Regions from separate parts of the Homo sapiens genome. Here region 1 is linked to region 2. Evidence: chromatin loops called from intact Hi-C (ENCODE). Cell type or tissue: heart right ventricle. All regions are shown on one strand. Each heading gives the region's core, and the rest is flanking DNA. Links, peaks and the distances in the headings are about the cores only. Region 1 has its middle 6.9 kb from the start of LINC01258. Region 2 overlaps KLF3 (KLF transcription factor 3).

The links. A loop is a pair of places that touch in the nucleus more often than their neighbours do. Peaks named below come from ENCODE experiments on the same cell type or tissue, not always from the same donor. Only the 100,000 strongest peaks of a DNase experiment are listed, where the experiment ranks them.
Region 1: it touches region 2 in a loop (2.2-fold over the local background); 14 of 110 quality-filtered maps call a loop at or near these places.

Annotation. Positions count from the first base shown.
Region 1 is chr4:38,528,620-38,531,538 of GRCh38, forward strand. No RefSeq gene overlaps it. Among named protein-coding and RNA genes, the nearest start is that of LINC01258, 6.9 kb to the left of the region's middle. RefSeq lists an enhancer at 789-1,018. In heart right ventricle, for the core only: no CTCF peak of the experiment used is centred there; DNase peaks (open chromatin) are centred at 714 and 1,331; H3K27ac peaks cover 1,540 bases.
Region 2 is chr4:38,674,478-38,677,396 of GRCh38, forward strand. The region is part of intron 1 of KLF3 (KLF transcription factor 3); the gene reads left to right. Among named protein-coding and RNA genes, the nearest start is that of KLF3-AS1, 11 kb to the left of the region's middle. RefSeq lists a silencer at 1,132-1,181. In heart right ventricle, for the core only: a CTCF peak has its summit at 1,245 (motif pointing left); a DNase peak (open chromatin) is centred at 1,264; H3K4me3 peaks cover 557 bases; H3K27ac peaks cover 2,251 bases.

The sequences.
Region 1 (2,919 bases), core at 323-2,822, 150 kb before region 2:
TATTGTAAGGATTAATACATATCCATTGATTTATTTATTCATCCATGTAGTATCAGTTTCATAATATGTGAGGCTCAGTGCACAATGAAAATATGGGGCCTCTTGTTCAAAAATTAAGACTTTTCTAGATAGCAGCCAGGCACAGTGGCTCACTCGAGTAATCTGAGCACTTTGGGAGGCCAAGGTGGGCAGATCACTTGAGGTCAGGAGTTTAAGACCAGCCTGGCCAACATAGTGAAACCCCGTCTCTACTAAAAATACAAAAAATTAGCCAGGCCTGGTGGTGGGCACCTGTAATCCCAGCTACTCGAGAGACTGAGGCAAGAGAATCATTTGAACCCGGGAGGCAGATGTTGCAGTGAGCCGAGATGGTGCCACTGCACTCCAGACTGGGCGACAGAGCTAGACCCTGTCTCAAAAAAAAAAAAAAAAAGAAAACGAAAAAAGAACTTTCTAGATGACAGCAGCATTAAGCCAAGCATTAAAGCCACCTGTCTAAGCATGAGTCCCTGTGTAACTCCACAGGTCCCCCACCCAGGAAGCTGGACCTGAATCCACCAAATTATAGGCCGGCCCTGGAAATACAAGGATGAGCCAGTCAGATGTGGTCTGTGCCCTCCCCTGCAGCTTGGAGAAGAAAGGTCACCATGAGGTTTAATGAGGACTCAGATAAGGGAAGTGCTGGGTCATCTAGGAGCTACCTCATCGTAGCGGCCAGCAAAGACCTTCCTGAGGAAATGACATGCACGCTGAGGCCTGAAGCTTGACGAGGCTTCAGCAGGCCAAGAGTAGGAGGGAAATTATTTTCGGGCAAAGGAAGAGCATGTAAAAGAGATTGGAGAAAAGGCTGAAGAGTGTGGCATGTCTGAGGAACCACAAGGAGTGTGGCATGGCTGCAGCACAGAGAACATTATGGGGCCTGGCTGAGGGCAAGATGAAGAGGTGGATGAGACCCAGCCCTGAAGGGAGGTTACATGGTATCCTGAAGGCAGTGGGAAGCTCTTAATGAGTTTCTTGGGCCTCTCTCAGCTGCACAATGGGCCAAAGAAGGGAAGAAATCGATGGTGGTGTCAGTGGAAGAAAACCAAGCTCCCCTGCCTGGTTCCTGATGAAAAAAGAAAAACAGCAAAAACAAAAACAGGAAGTTAGCCTGCAGAATTGCGTTGGCAGGAAGTCCTGGTTTGACAAGTCATTCAGCCTGTGCTCTGGGCCATGGACCTACCACCTTGAAGCTGGTGCTACTCCACACCTGATCAGCAGATCAGAAGAGCAGGACAGGCAGAACCTTCCTCTTCTACTGCGAGAGCTCAGTCAGTGGGAAATGTGCTCCGGGCTTCCTGGTTTGTCGCTTAGCAACACCACGTACTTGGTGCATAGGTGACCAGCACTCTCCATGAAGCCTTCCTGAGTGACTCTGCGCCCACTGTGCCTGCTGGCAGTCATGTGTTTACCGGTTTGCCTCACCTACCAGACTATGTGTTGCTTGCGAGCAGGAGATAGGTCTTACTCACTTTTGGATTCTAGTTTCTCACAAAGTAAACCATAAATGTATTGGTAAACTGAATTAACTTATACTAAATCTAGTTATATCTGAGGTATAGTATACATTCAGTCATTTTGGGAAGACAACTTGTATTAAAGATATAAAATTTTTATAAGAGAAAAGTCCTTTGAGTTCTGTGCCTCTGGCTTTAAGATATGCTTTTGACATCCAATATTTTTCTAATTTGGGACTTTTCAGAAATGATCAAGGCAATGTCCATTTGATATAGTATCCCTAGCAGACAAGGATTATGAGTTTTTAGCATTGAGTTTCCACAGGGCATGGTGTATAGTAAGTGGTTCATTATTTAATGAATGTATAGATCACATACATCCATGTACACCAATTCACACATACACTTTGCATTACTAAAGGGTTTTACAGGTACATATTCAGTAGTTTTTTTAAATGTATAAGAAAAGTATAAATAGGAAAGTGTACCATAGTATATATGATACATATCTAAGATGTGAAGATTATGTTATTATGCATCAAAAATCATAAAGGTGGATGATTATTTTGATTATTCAGCAGAAGCATTTCTCCATGCAACGTTTAATAGAAAAATATATAAGGAAGGCAAAGGCTTAAAATACTATCTATCTTCAAACTTTTAAAAGAAATAGGCCTGGTCCAGTGGCTCACACCTGTAATCTCAGCACTTGGAGAGGCTAAGGCAGGAGGCTCACTTGAGGCCAGGAGTTTGAGTCCAGCCTGGGCAACATAGAGAGGCCCTTCTCTACAAAAAATTTTAAAAAGCAGCTGGGCATGGTGGTGCATGCCTGCAGTCCCAGCTACTTGGGAGGCTGAGGCAGGAGGATCACTTGAGCCCAGGAGTTAGAGGCTGCAGTGAGTATGATTGTGCCACTACACTCCAGCTGTAGCCTGGTTGACAGAGAGAGACCTGTCTCTAAAAAAAGAAGGAAAGAAAGAAATGTAAAATGATTTACATAAAATGCTGTAACTGTAAAATCAATTCAGAGAGGAAATGTTCAAGAATAAGTGATTTTCAAGAAGTATAATTTTATGATCTGACATCTGAGAAATAGTTGAACAAATGGAAGAATTGTCTTACTCCAGAGTATTAGAAACAAGCCAGTGGGAGGGTGTTCAGTGAGCCATTTGTAACTAGAGAGCCCTCCGGAGAAAGAGGGGGTGGAGTTTCTGAGGAACCAGACAGAGCTGGGATTTTCTCAGCTGTGTTTGCAGTTTCACTTAGATACCGTTCAAAGCCATTTCTAGCATCTAATAAAAACAGATGCACTTTTTCTTACAGCCCCCAAGTGTCTGGAATACAAATTTCCCATCTTGTCACTGACCAGCTTCTCTGTCCTTGGAATCCCTCTACCTCTGTTCCTTTGTCCCTGGGATTCATG
Region 2 (2,919 bases), core at 101-2,600:
AGGGTAGGGGAAGATAACATGTTTTCTCTTTGAAAAATCCAAAAACTTAGAAGAGTTGAAAGGGAGGCTTAGCGATGGTGTGTTAGTGTATTGCTCCGTATGCCTAGCCGAGGTCAGCTGGGAGACGGAAGTTTGCTTGGAGGAAGGCAGGTGATTTGGAGCCTCGGGGTCAGTCCTGGGTTGGGGAAGATAATGCAGGCACCCTTTGAGGATCTGTGGGAAGAAATGAGGGCATGGAGAAAGGAAGAAATAGGGAGATGAGAAGGGAGAACGTCAGAGGCAGGTCTTGCTCTAACCCCAAGAAACAGGAAACTGCTCCTGATACGTACACATTCTCTCTCCACCTTCCTCCTCCCTCAGGAAGGGGCAGGCAGTTGTCTGTAAGGTCGTTTCTGTAATAAATCATGCTCTAGCCTCCAGGCAAGCTGCTTTCAGAGGAGGTTTAGTAACCCCCTAACCTCGTCTTCCATGAAGGACTGTGTGTGTGTTTCTAAGCCCTGCAGCTCACCTGCAGCCCCGCTCCCCACTCCATAAAGCCATTGTGCATAGGTCTCAGACACCACTGGATAGGGCTCCAAAGCAGGACTGCATTACTTCTGAAACTTCATGTCAATGATTCACCAACCCTTTTAATCTATAATCACGCAGTCTTGCATTTTGACAGAAATTTGACCCTTATTTTAACATCTGAAAAGTCAGAAGTGCAGGTGGAAAGAGCATGAAGGGAAATCTGTTTCTCCTTTTTGAGGACCATTCATTTTTATTGGCCTTTCTCTGCAAAATAACACAGCTGGGGAAGATGGCATTTGCTCCAGTTATGGAAAATTATTTTGGCGGTGGTGATGTTCCTGTATATTTTTGCTTTTAAGCACCTCAATAACTTAGAATTTTTCATAAAAACAATTTTGCCCTTCCCCCCCCTTTTGGATGCAGTTTTGTTATCCTGGTATTGCTTAGTTTAGCATTAGAATGTATTTCTAAGACTAGCTAATGTATTTCTAAAGCTAGCTAAGCTAGTTAAATATAATGAAGATGTAAATGTGTTTATGATTGGAAAATAGTCGTCAGAAAAAAATAGAACCACATTTAGAGCCTCCTCTTCTCTGTGATACCCACATAAAATGATTAATAGAATTCCTGAGCCTGGTTAAAACCCACTAGGTTTAAAGACCCCGAGGTTGGCCAACTGGATTGATTTACTGCCGGTGTCCTGGTCTCTAATGCCTGTTTTAGTGCGCCACCTACTGGTTCTGCTTCAGATTGCCGTCAGTACTGTATGATAGATTTTCTAAGCATTTGTGGTTTACTTAGCATTCTTTCAGAATGGTAATAACCCCAGTGCACTGAGCCGCCCATGGGTACCAAAGACTGCCAAGTTTAGGGACCCTAATTCTTCCAGGGCTTAAGTTACTTCTCAGTTATGTGGAAGGCACTTTGAAGACTGTACAGTCACTCTTTTATGATTGTAGATCAGAACCTGTAAACAAATTAGTACCAATGACAAAAGTGGTCCCTGTAGTCAGAGATATGGGTGCAAAGTATAGAAATTTTTTGCAAATACATAAACAGAAGCCTCATTTCTGTTCATGTGTTTGATTCTGTTTCTAAATTTAGTTCCTTCCTAGCTTGGCTTCCCTATCTTGTCTTTGTTAAAAGTTTTGATTATGGAAATAATAAACTTGGCCGGGTGTAGTGGCTTACACCTGTAATCCCAGCACTTTGGGAGGCTGAGGCAGGCAGATCACTTGAGGTCAGGAGTTCGAGACCAGCCTAGCCAACATGGTGAAACCCCGTCTCTACTAAAAGTATAAAACTAAGCCAGGAGTGGTGGTGCATGCCTGTAATCCCAGCTACTCTGGAGGCTGAGGCAGAAGAATCCCTTGAACCCAGGAGGCAGAGGTTGCAGTGAGCCGAGATCGTTCCACTGCACTCCAGCCTGGGTGACAGAGTGGGACTCCATCTCAAAATAAAAATACATATAAATAATAAACTTTAAAAATAGAACACAGATGTGTAGAAAGCTGTCCCACCCACCGCCACTCCCAAGAAGCTCCTGTTAACAGTTTCGGGTGTGTGGTTCCAGACGTTTTCTTTGCATGTCCTTTATCTTCTTGTTTTATATCCTGTGACTATCACTAAAAGCATCATCATTTAAAAGCTATTATCAGAAGCTACCAAATTGGAAACAAAGTGCTTGTAGACATGTGAAATAGTGAGTTTGATTCTATTCTTTGTGATATTTGAATTTTGCACGGACTTTTTTTTTAATGTCCAGGGATGCATTATTTAGTTAGGAATTTCAAAAATAGGTATTCTAATCCTATCATTCCTTCTTTGTTTATTAACTTAAATACTTCTGTAATGAGAACATCCCTTCATCAACATTTGGATTACTTTGAGGTACATTTCTGGGCAAATAAACATACCCTTGTAATTATTTTTTAGTAAAAGCAAATCAGGTTCTGTTAGTGCCAGTGTGTTTTTTTTTTTTTTTTTTTTTGAGACCAGAGTTTCGCTTTTGTTGCCCAAGCTGAGTGCAGTGGTGCTATTTGGGCTCACTGCAACCTCCGCCTGCTGGGTTCAAGCGATTATACTGCCTCAGCCTCCCGAATAGCTGGGATTGCAGGTGTGCGCCACCACACCTGGCTAATTTGTTGTATGTTTAGTAGAAACGGGGTTTCACCACGTCGGCAAGGCTGGTCTCAATCTCCTATCCTCAGTGATCCACCCGCCTCGGCCTCCCAAAGTGCTGGAATTACAGGCATGAGCCACCACGCCCAGTCAGTGCCAGCGTTTTATACTAGACTATGTTTCTCTTAGGATTACAAGTCTTGCATTTCCTTAAACTTAGATAAAACAAAAAATTAAAGAACAATAGTGATTTAAATAATGTCTTAATGATAAAAAGATGTAGCACAT